Linked DNA regions of Mus musculus: region 1 is linked to region 2. A link is a contact called in ENCODE POLR2A ChIA-PET data. All regions are on one chromosome and are shown on one strand. Each heading gives the region's core, a stretch centred on a gene start or an enhancer-like site at or near the end of the contact. The rest is flanking DNA. Distances are from core to core; before and after follow the strand shown. Region 1 has its middle 20 kb from the start of Gm41563. Region 2 has its middle 32 kb from the start of Gm30316.

The links. ChIA-PET counts read pairs that join two places held with the same protein, here RNA polymerase II (POLR2A).
Region 1: POLR2A ChIA-PET joins it to region 2 with 12 read pairs in embryonic stem cell. The contact joins two enhancer-like sites. POLR2A ChIA-PET finds 5 or more read pairs at or near these places in 4 of 5 experiments (Patski and embryonic stem cell).

Annotation. Positions count from the first base shown.
Region 1 is chr17:31,802,436-31,808,160 of GRCm38, forward strand. No RefSeq gene overlaps it. Among named protein-coding and RNA genes, the nearest start is that of Gm41563, 20 kb to the right of the region's middle. Within about 2 kb of position 3,798, at least 1 of the 3 ENCODE cell types and tissues checked has a DNase peak (open chromatin) inside an H3K27ac peak, as active enhancers do.
Region 2 is chr17:31,765,310-31,771,046 of GRCm38, forward strand. No RefSeq gene overlaps it. Among named protein-coding and RNA genes, the nearest start is that of Gm30316, 32 kb to the left of the region's middle. Within about 2 kb of position 1,679, at least 2 of the 3 ENCODE cell types and tissues checked have a DNase peak (open chromatin) inside an H3K27ac peak, as active enhancers do.

The sequences.
Region 1 (5,725 bases), core at 2,548-5,047, 39 kb after region 2:
TGGTTTTAGGGTAGAACAAAGAAGTAGGCTCAGATATCTTGATCATCCTTAGAAACAGCATCACCAGAGTGATCGTGGGGCTGTGTGTTTATTGTCTTGCTTGTTCCTTGACTATTATTGTCTTTTTAGTTCCTCATTGTACTGCTCACCCTTAATACATGCATGTAATTAAAATGGTATAAAAGCAGATTGGGAAAATTAAATTTGCCTTTAGTCTCAGAATTGACTGGGGTCAAGCTACAATGTCATCTGTCTTTTTTCTTTTTAATCCTCACTCCCTCGCGGGAGAACCAGTTGACTGAGTGGGCTTGGTCACAGGGACATTTTATTAACAAAGGAGTACTTCCAAAGGAGGAAGTGGGTTGGAGCAGGGCCGAAGGTTATCAATTCAATTCATCACTGCTTTGCAAAGGGCAGGCTTTCTTACTGCAGGTTTTCTAATGCATTTGCATTGAATAAGCTTTCCCCTGCATGCTCTGCCTGTTTGCCAACATCCTTGGAGATGGGGTTCCAGTCTTTCTCTCTGCCGGATCCTTTCTTTCATATGCTGACTTATACCCTGTGTGTAAGGTTTTGGGGATCTCACTCTCTTCCTTGTTCTCCTGCCTCAACTAGAGGTAGCCCCTGTCGATACACAAGAACCTTTGCAACCGCAATCTGAGAATCCATCAGTGACAAGGACTTAGCCCGGTAGAACAGCCCTGGACCCCGGGAGCTGCTTTCGCTCCTCTAAACGCCCCTTTCCCTTCCTCCTCCTCATGGGTAACCAGGTCCTAGTATTCAAGTACTACTTTGGGACAGATGGGTCAGCAGGTTTTCTTGACTGAGCCAGACTGCCTTGCATGTGTCTCTCAGTGCGACCATTGAGCACCGGGTCAAGCCAGCCAGTTGTATGCCATGAAATGCACCCAGATGCTTCCACCATGTCAGGCAAGCAAGGATGCAGATCTGCAGAAAAATGTCTGTCTGTTTCGCTGCCACCACCGAATTCTCTTTGTAGACACTTACTTACTTACTTACAAAGTCTTACTTTGTAGACTGTGTTGAAGATCACTATTTAACCTGATGATGTCCTCAGCCTGAATATCAGCCATCAGCAACCGTGAGCCACCTTCCAATGAGACACAGTTCGGCCATTGAAAGAGCCAAAGCTCTATTCTGTGGGCAAAGCTTTGGCACATGGTATAGGAAGGAAAAAAAAATCAAAGAGTGCAGAAGAAAGCCATCTCTGTGTAGCCCATTTAGACAACAGATACCCTTGTGCTTGCTTGGGTGTGCCACAATGGCCATCCTGTAGAGGAAGGGACAGACCTTCAGAGAACATATTCACCATGGCACCTTGTAGCCTTGGCGCCTATGCAAAGCCATGTAGAGGCGAGCTGTTTGCTTAAAGAATCTCATTTGAGTAAGCGGATTATTTACAAATGGCGCTGGCATAGGAAGCAGATAGTCTGGTGTGAAGGTGGGCCATTCTATTGGCTCTGACTCGGCAGCTTTTGAGGTCCCTGAATATTGGACCCAAACTAGCCCTGGGTCTCTAGGTTTTTTGAGCCTCTCTAGCCCCAGTCAGAAGGACAGTCTCCACTTACAACAGGCCCTTGCTCAACTCAGGATTCAACCTCCAGCTCCTCCAGCTATGAGCCCAGGGCCCATGTCCCTGGGGAGGGTGGCTCTTGCCACCTCCTCAGGCCTAGAGGAACTGGGTCTGGGCTGGCGCCTGAGTTTGCTTATCTCCACATAATGAATGGGTGTTCCCAGGCTAATAACAGGCAAGGAGGGATGCTCTGAAGAGCTAGCCCCACTATTTACTTCAAAACAATGCACTGGTGTCGAGAGACACTGGTGTTTGGGGTCTATACAACACGACCTCCTGTGTTTATGCCACTGTACCTGTGTTTATGCCACCATACCCCTAGTCAGCCAAAGGGGCCTGGGAAGAGCTTCTCATTGGAGTGTGAGGAAAGCCATCAGGTCTCAGTCCCTAAAGCAGTCCACATGTCCACACCATGCTGGCCATCTACGAGGGCTACAGGGAAGGATGGGGATGCTAGGTCACGGCCTTTTGTGCTGGTGGGGACAAGGAGAAGGATCAAGCTAGACTGACAACTGCTTCCTACATAAATAGGACTTCTTATTGGTCTCAAAATATGGGAGTCTCTGGGCTGGGAGGAAACTAAGATGCTTTAATTCAGACGAGCTAATTGAGTGATCTCCTGGTTTAAACAAACAAACAAACAAACAAATAAAAACAAATTAAAAAAAAAGAAAAAACAACAACAACAAAACAATTGAGGAAGACCTCCATGTTGGCCTTTGGCCTCCACACACATGCGCACATGTGTGCACACATCCCTGTGCACACACTCTTGTATACACACAGGCTCACGCATACACACAAATGTGCATCTTTTTGTTTGTTTGTTTGGTTTAGTTTGGTTTTTTGAGACAGGGTTTCTCTGTATAGCCCTGGCTGTCCTGGAACTCACTCCGTAAACCAGGCTGGCCTCAAACTCAGAAATCCACCTGCCTCTGCCTCCCGAGTGCTGGGATTCAAGGCGTGAGCCACCACTGCCCCGCAGAAATGTGCATCTTGACAAGTGGATCATCTGCTGGAATGTGGCTTCAAGCTCTCCCTGTTGGACAGTAGTTGAAGCTTTGCTGAGAGCCGGGCTGAGAAACTCCTGGGGGGCAGTCTGTGGGTCCTGACCTGCTGTGTTCTGTCTGTGAGCTTTCCTGTGAGTGTGATATCTACATCCTCTTGCCTTTCTCCCCAGATCCTCCCTGACACTGAAACACAGGGACCCCACAGGTGACAGATAAACCCTCAGAGCCCTGGCTTCAGGTTCCCAGCTTCTCATATGACCTTCCCCAACCCTTACTCCATACTTGAAAGGGCCAATCAGGAACAAGGCCCCTTTTAGCTACTTATGACATCCTTGAGGTCCGGAATTTTCTGTCTGTAGCCCGGTAGTGTTTGACTGTAAGAAACCAAACCCTGAGCTAAATCTAAATTTGAGCAGGGTGACCAAATGGTGGCAGATCTGGGCTAGGACCCACCTGCCCCAGCTGTTCGTGTGCCACGTGTGTCTCTTCTGACCCAAATAATAAAGCAGTGGGTGCTGGGTTTCTCGTAGAAAATAAGAGCTTGTCTCAGATAAATGGGTTGCAACAGTAACTAGTCACTATTAATTAAGTGCAGACAGACAATTACCTATTTTAAAAAAAAATAACCCATTTATTAAAAGGCAGTTAGTAAGGTTGGGTTCCCGCTGAGCCCCTGCTGCCTTGGAGAAGAAGGATCCATCCACACACACCCCACCCCCACTTATAGAAAGAGGAAGTCGAAATTCAACAGGACATTGGCCCCACAGACCATTGCATTGGGTGGGTGAAGTTTCACCGCATCTGTCCAGTATAGAGGAGAAAGCATGGCTTGTCTAAGGATGCAGATGAGACACACCTGGATAGGAGGCTGTGCCTGAAGCCTCAGGCTGCCTCCCTTCTTTTATTTGGGGGGGGGGGTGTCGAGACAGGGTTTCTCTGTGTAGACCTGGCTGTCCTGGAACTCACTCTGTAGACCAGGCTGGCCTCGAACTCAGAAATCCGCCTACCTCTGCCTCCCGAGTGCTGGGATTAAAGGCATGCGCCACCACGCCCAGCTGCTGCCTCCCTTCTTGATGCTCACAGGCAGCAGCTTCTCAGGGGTCCATCCTTTTGGAAGACGTCCATTCTAGGCCTCCCAGTGGCAAGCTTTTGGACTCCTGCCACAGAGATGGAAAAAGCTGAGAGGTTAATTAAACTGTTAGTTATCACATGCGGAGTTGGCTTTGTGGCCAGGAGCTGCAGGGAGCCCTGACTCCCAATGTCCCTGGCTGAGTCTGGGAAGGCTGAAGACTTCAGCTTCTCCAGGCAGCTTCCCAAGCCAGCTGGAGAAGCCCCTGGGGCGAGTCTGCTTTCTTTCCATTCCTGTAATTTGTAATTCCTTTGTTCCTCTGATTTACCAGGAACTCAAAGATGACTCTGTCTAGAAAGTTGAGGAGCAAATTATTTATATTATTAAACTGTTTTCTTTCTTCCTTCCTTCCTCCTTCCTTCTCCCCTTCCTCCCTCCCTTCTTCCCTCCCTCCCTCCCGCCTTTCCTTTCGTCCTCTGAGACTGGGTATTACAGAACACTGGCCAGCCATGAATTCACTGTGTAGCCAAGGATGACCTTGAACTTTGGAACCTCCTGCCTCTGCCTCCAGGGTGCTGGCTAGGATTAGGGACAGACCACCACCTCTGGGTTTGTGGAATCATGGAGACTGAACTCAGAACAACACCCATCTAGGCCAATCCCTCCACCAGCTGACCCACAGGCTTGGTCCCTGATTTCGATTGCTAGTTGAATTTGGAAATTGTCACATTTCCATCAACAAAAGACACACATGGAAGCAGTTTCTGAGCAGCACCACTGTTTTCAAATACTGGGAAGTGTGAATAGAATCCCACCCTAGGTCCCCTCTCCATTTTTTCCTGACTTAAAACTTGTACCACCCCCCCCCCCCCCCCCACATACCAGCAGCTACCCGGTGAATGCCAGGAGGTGATCTCGGGTTAGGTACATCCTATACCAAGGGGTGGAGGGGGCCTCATCCCCTCATCCCTCCTTTACTAGGAAGCTAGGGCTTCACTCCCAGTCTATCTTCCCCTGGAAGCAGAGCCTGGGATGTGGGGTGTCCTTGTGAAGGTGATTTATTTCAAGAATTGACCCCAGGTCGTTGTGGGGTGAATCATGTCTCTCTCAAAATTTGTATTTCCTTCATAATTCCCAATGCCTCAAAATATGTCTTTGGAGACAGGGCTTTTCAGGGTAACTCAGGTTGCCTGGAGTCATTCAAGTGAGTCTGACCCAATCTGCCTAGTGTCCTCATAGGTAGAGGCGAGTAGGGTGTCCAGCCACCAGAGATGTGCACACAGGAGAGTTTATATTGCATCTTGGAGGTACAAAGTTGAAAATGTGTCTTGGTATTTTTGTGATATCCTGGGGTCTGGAAGGTGGCACAGACCAGCGAGGAAAGACTAGAGCATTAGAAAACTTTCCTGGGGCTGGAGAGATGGCTCCGAGGTTAAGAGCACAGACTGCTCTTCCAGAGGTCCTGAGTTCAATTCCCAGCAACCACATGGTGGCTCACAACCATCTGTAATGGAATCAGATGTCCTTTTCTGGTGTGTCTGAAGACAGCTATGATGTACTCATATACATAAAACAAATAAATCTTTTTATTTATTTTATTTTTTTATTTTTGGACACAGGATTTCTCTGTGTGGCCCTGGCTGTCCTGGAACTCAGTCTGTAGACAAGATTGGCCTTGAATTCAGAAATATGCCTGCCTCTGCCTCCCAAGTGCTGGGATTAAAGGCATGTGTCACCACTGCCTGGCAAAAAAATAAATCTTTAAAAAAAAAGAAAAAGAAAGAAAGAAAGAGAGAGAGAGAGAGAGAGAGAGAGAGAGAGAGAGAGAGAGAGAGAGAGAGAGAGAGAGAAAGAAAGAAAGAAAGAAAGAAAGAAAGAAAGAAAGAAAGAAAGAAAGAAAGAAAGAAAGAAAGCCTTCCTGGGTGTTGGTAGCACACAAGGACACTGAAGGTCTGGGAAACAGAAATCCCCGAGGTGGGCAGAGTTTCAGCCTGGGGTGGGGGAGGGGGGTGTAACTTGCTACTTCCTACCCTACAAACACATGGATCTACT
Region 2 (5,737 bases), core at 429-2,928:
AGTTCCCCATACCCTCCCCCCAAAGCCGCACCTTCTAATAGTGCCGCTTCCCAGGCAGAGCATATACAAAGCATCACAGTAGCCCAACAAAAACCTTCCAGAAATGACACTAGGCAATAGAGTGAGGAGCTTTTATGTGGGTGGGGCAGGCCAGCTTCCATAGCACCTGTTTTAGCTCTGTGTGCGACTCAAGCTGCAGGCAGAGTAGGTTCAGACAAAACCTGAGTAAACGCCCTGCGCCATGCAGGCTGAAGGTTCTCGTGAAATACCAGCCCAATTTCCTGCTTTCTTTTTCTCCTATCAAACAAGCCAGAGATGAAGTAGACATGTCCAAGACACAAAGGCCTGAGCAGGAGAGCCCTCTCCAGTGGGTTTATGACCGACTGGCCATCCTCCTGGAGAATCCAGGCAGATTGTGCAAAGAAGGATTGCATTTAAAACTTACTTGTATAAGACAGAGAGGTTACTCCAGAGACAGCCTTGAGGGAGAAGCTTGAGCCTGACCCTGAGTGTCAGGGACACTGCTATGTATCAGGAGACCTGGAGCTGTGGCTGGCTGCTTCCACAGTCCTAGGTATTCTAGGAGGCAGCCTGAATTGCTCTTCACTCGGCACAAGATCTCAGCAGCAGCTGAGGCCTGAGGCCCACTGGCACTCTGGGGTAGGGTTAGTTCTTGATATTCCTGTAACCACAGCCTAAGCCAGCCGGCCTCAGGGACTACAACACACGGTTGTGTGCTAGACAGACCCACCTGGGCCCATGTCTTCTCTCTATATATTGTTCACAACATAGCTGGCTCCAGGACCTGAAACCAGGAGCTGGGTGGGGCTCACAGGTCTGCTTTGTTTGACATACATTCTGCACTTAAAACGTGAGGGATTAAGTGCCAATATCGATACTCCGTGAATTAATGTAAAAAAACATTCTGATTTGGGTCTTTCAGGAAAAATAGGAAGATCATTGGCTAGGTTTAAGGCCTAACTGCCTCCTCTGGGTCGGACTCACTAGCTTCCCAGTGCCTGCTATTTACTTGCAAATGTTTGGAAAAGGGGTTATAGCTCAGGGGTTCTTAGAATCTCAGATATTACTGGGTAACATAATAAGTTTTGATCAAAAGCTTCACGAGTGAGTGAGTAAATGAAATTAGTGAATGAGTGAAGAAACAAATGAATAAGTAAAGAAATGAATGAATGAGTGAAGAAATGAATGAGTGAAGAAATGAATGAATGAGTGAAGAAATGAATGAGTGAAGAAATGAATAAGTGAAGAAATGAGTGAGTGAAGAAATGAACGAATAAATGAATAAGCAAAGAAATGAATGAATGAATGGAGAAATGAATGAATGAATGAATGAATGAGGAATTGAATGTGGCAATGGAGACAGGGAAAAGCCATGAATAAGATGGCCCTCAGAACCCATGCAGTGGGGGGGTTCTGGGGATAAATCACACCGTCTGTTTCCTCTTCAGACTGACTTTGTAGCCTGCTGTGTGACTGGCCAGTCTCTGGCCGCTGAGGTCGGTCCCAGACATCTAGTCCTGGGTGACAGACTGCTACAAGGCCCTTGATGTTCCTCCTGAGGCCTGGGAAGGCAGCCCATGCCCATCTGCTCCAGCTTCGCGGCGTGAGGCCTGCCGTGGGAGCTTCTGCGCTGCCTTTTAATGGCCCGCTTTGTTCTTGGCTCCGCGCACGCAGCCAGCCTGCTCGTCTGCTGAGCGGCCACATGCCAGTCATTAAGATAGCAGGCTGCCTGTGGAGCTGGACAGCTTCCATCACCGCTCACTCGCCTAGGAAAAGACCCCTTTCTTTCTGGGAAGGAGCCTGGTGACACAGGAGTGTGCCTGCTGCCTTCTCTGTCACCAACTGTCAATTTGGACTTCAAGAGGAGTCCGTGGGTGCCCTGTGAGGACAAGGAAGCCGCACCCACGGCCTGTCCTTGTAAGGTGCATGCGTGCCTCCTAACTATAGTGATAGTCTTCACCCTTCTCTTCAGCAAACCCAGGCCTGTGCTTGCCCTACCCACCTGGACCAAGGCCAGCAGTTCTGTGTCCCTGGCAGACGGCCTGGGACCGGCAGATAGATGCACGGGAAGCATTTGCTGCATCCCCTTTAACTCTTGCCTTCTGTTCTGCAAGTGGGACAAGGAGCATCGCTCTGGACCAGTGACCCCAAAATGCTTGTCCTTGTGGGGAACACGGGTCTATTTCAACATGCAAAGCAGGTGGGAAGCTGCTAAACATAGCTTCTGGGCTCAGCCCCAAGTGCTGGGTCTTTCTTCTCTAGAGTTCATTCACATTAGTGTGCAAAGCAGACCGGCTCTGATGAGGACACCCCCTACACACACACACACACACACACACACACACACACACACACCCATTCCACCCTAAGCCTCCCTGCAGAGCTCAAACTGGCTAATCTCACTATCATAAAGCAGAGTCTAGCCAAGGAGAATAACGCCCCAGATAAGGAGGCAGAATGGGACCCCAGATCATGCCCCGTACCCCTATGCTGCTCTGCCTGCATGGACCCGAGTGGGAGGCAGAAGCAATGCCCTCTGTCACTCCTTATGGACTGGTTAGAGGAAGGGTCAGTCGGGGGGAGCATGCAGGGACAACTCCACAGCCACGAGACTGAGGATGGCCTGTAAGCTACCCCTGAGCCCCAACTTTGTATGAGCAAGGAGAATTTAGAGACAGAGTTCCCCTGTAGACCAAGGCTGGGCCTCAAACTACACTCCAAGGGACAGTGGCATGGTCCCAGGAGGCTGGGATGGAATCAACCTCCTGTGTGCTCTGAGATACATGTTGGCGCTCCACTGTTGGGATCCCCTTCCCAAGGACAGGTTTCTTGCAGTCCTTGTAGCCTGACACTGCCCCTGGGTGGATTGCCGGTACTACCTCCAGGACCAGGAACTCAGCTCCTATAGAACAGGTCCTATAGGAAGAGCCTCTGTGCTCTTCCAAGGGTCTCCTTTGCATGCCGAGGGGACCCCAGATGCCCACTATGCTACAGGAAGCAGAACAAAACCTGGATGTCTCTTCTCATTGTGTGAACAAGACAAGGGTGCTCGTCATACTGCTTGTTTGTATGTGGCCCATCGAGTGACCAAGCTTCCAGTTCCTGTTCCCCACAAGCTTCCTGTGGCTTCCCCAGTAAAGTACCAGCAACCAAAGAGATATGGAGGACATGGCAGACACATGCCCTTTTCATTGGCTTTTAAAGAGTGTGTGTGTCTCTCTGTGTATGTGCATGTTTGTGTGTGTGCATGTGTGTCTGTGCATGTGTTTGTGTATGCGTGCATGTGTATCTCTGTGTGTGTCTGTAAATATGTACATGTGTATGTGTATCTGTATGTATGTGTGTCTGTATATATGTACGTTTATATATATGTGTGTGTCTGTGTGTGTACGTGTGTATGCATATGTGTGAATATATACATATATATATATATAACATATATATATGTCTCTCTGTGTGTGCATATGTGTGTGTCTCTGTGTGTGTCTGCATAGATGTGTATATGTGGGTGTGTATGTGTGTGTTTGTGTGTGCAGGGTATGGCTGCTCTAGAATGGAGAGGTGTGTATGTGTGTCTCTGTGTGTCTGCATATATGCACGTGTATATGTGTATGTTTGTATGTGTATGTGTATATGTGTGTGTATATATGTGTAACTCTATGTGTGCATATTTGTGTGTGTCTGCATATGTGTGTGTGTTCAGGATGTAGCTGCTCGAGAATGGAGAGGAGGAGGCCTTGAGAGGCCATTGTATGAAGTTCTGAGATGAGGCCCAGGCTGCTGTTGGAAACCCAAGGAGACTGAAGATGTCAGGATCATGGGGCATTTGTTAAGAACTGTGGGCATGGAGTGGGCCATTCCAGGGAAGAATTCATGTGTCCGCTGTCTGACAGGCAGAGCAGGCTGCTCAAGCCTTCTGGAACCCATCTGATTCCGTCACAACTCCAGATGCTGAGCACGGAGCTGCAGGGTTTGTGTTTTCTGGGCTGGGTTTTTTGGTCTTGCTTTGGGTTGATCATTTCTTGCTGTACCTCCATACCTCCATTTTGGAATAGGAATATTCACTTTGTAGCATTATATGCTGGAAGTGTGGTGGTTTGAAGGAAATGTCCCCATAAGCCTCAGGCACTTGAATACTCCTCCCCAGTGGGAGGCTGTTTGGGAAGGACTAGGGGGCATGGCCTTGCTGGAGAAAGTGTGTCACTGGGGGAGGGTTTTGAAGTTTTAATAGAGCCACACCATTCTCCTTAGCTCTCCTCTGCCTCCTGCTTGTGGTTCAGGATGTGAACTCTCAGCTGCTGCTCCAAAGCCATACCTGCCTGCCTGCCTGCCTGCCTGCCTGCCTGCCTGCCTGCCTGCCTGCTGCTGTATTCCCTACTAACAGGGTCATAGAGTCTTACAGCGCAGGAAATGTAAACTCCAAATAAACACTTTCTTGTATAAGCTGCCTTTTTTTAAAAGATTTATTTATTATTATATTTAAGTACACTGTAGCTGTCTTCAGATACACCAGAAGAGGGCGTCAGATCTCATTAGGGATGGTTGTGAGCCACCATGTGGGTGCTGGGATTCGAACTCAGGACCTTCAGAAGAGCAGTCGGTGCTCTTAACCACTGTGCCATCTCTCCAGCCCATATAAGCTGCCTTTTATCACAGCAGCAGAAAAAGAAGCTAATACAGGGGTAGCTAGTTTCTCATTCATAACAATACAATTAAGAGACTTTGGACATTTAAACTGTTGGGGGATATCTGAAGTTGGACTGGATGCATGTTACATTATTAAGGCAGCGATAGTCTAAGAGGATCAGGGGTGGGAAGTTATGGTTTAAAGCTGATGACTTTGGGTGTCAAGTTGGGGTTATGATAGTGTTAATTATCAGCTTGGTATGAACTAGAATCACACCAGACATGAACTGTTAGCATCCCAGAGAAGGATGGCTTCTGGGCAAGCTTGTGAATTTCTTGCTTAGGTTAAGTGGGAAGACACATCTTATTTGTAGGAGGGGTCGTTCTCTGGGCAGGGATCTAGGACTGTGTACAAAAGGAGAAACTGAGCTAAACATAAGCTTTCATTCTTCTCTGCATGCTGACTGTGGATGCCATGGGATCAGCCCCCACAAGCTCCTGCAGCCCTGATTCCTCCGCCATGATGGACTGTGCAGCCTTGAACTGTGAGCCAAGATGAACCCTTTCTCCTTGATGTTGCTTCTGCCAGAGAATATTATCATAGAACCAGGAAAAGAAAGAAAGATGCCATATAGCTGCAAATTAGTTAAGCTTCTTGATGCTTCTGGTGGGGTATGCATGCATGCCACGCCCACCCAAGAGCTCTGGATTAGTGAAAGAAAGACACATACATGCTAGATAATTTTAATATGCTCAATGGTTGAGCATTTCTAAACCTCCCCGCGGCTAGTACACACACCCCCTCTGATATTCCTGGCTTAACACCTTCTAAATCTATGCCTTATCTTTGTTGCCCTGTTCCCTTCTGGGCAGCCCCTCCCGTAGGGCTGCCTTTCCTTTCCACATAATTGTTGGATACTTTCTCTTCTGCAGTTCTTAGATTTGATCCCTCTCCCTCTGAGTCATGGCCATTGATTCTCTTATTTTTCTCCCTTTTAAAAGTCCCACCTCTGTCTCTCCTTACAAATCGAAGCCAGCTGGGAACAAGGGTCCTCAGCATCTGGAATCACAACTTTTGGGAGCCAAATTA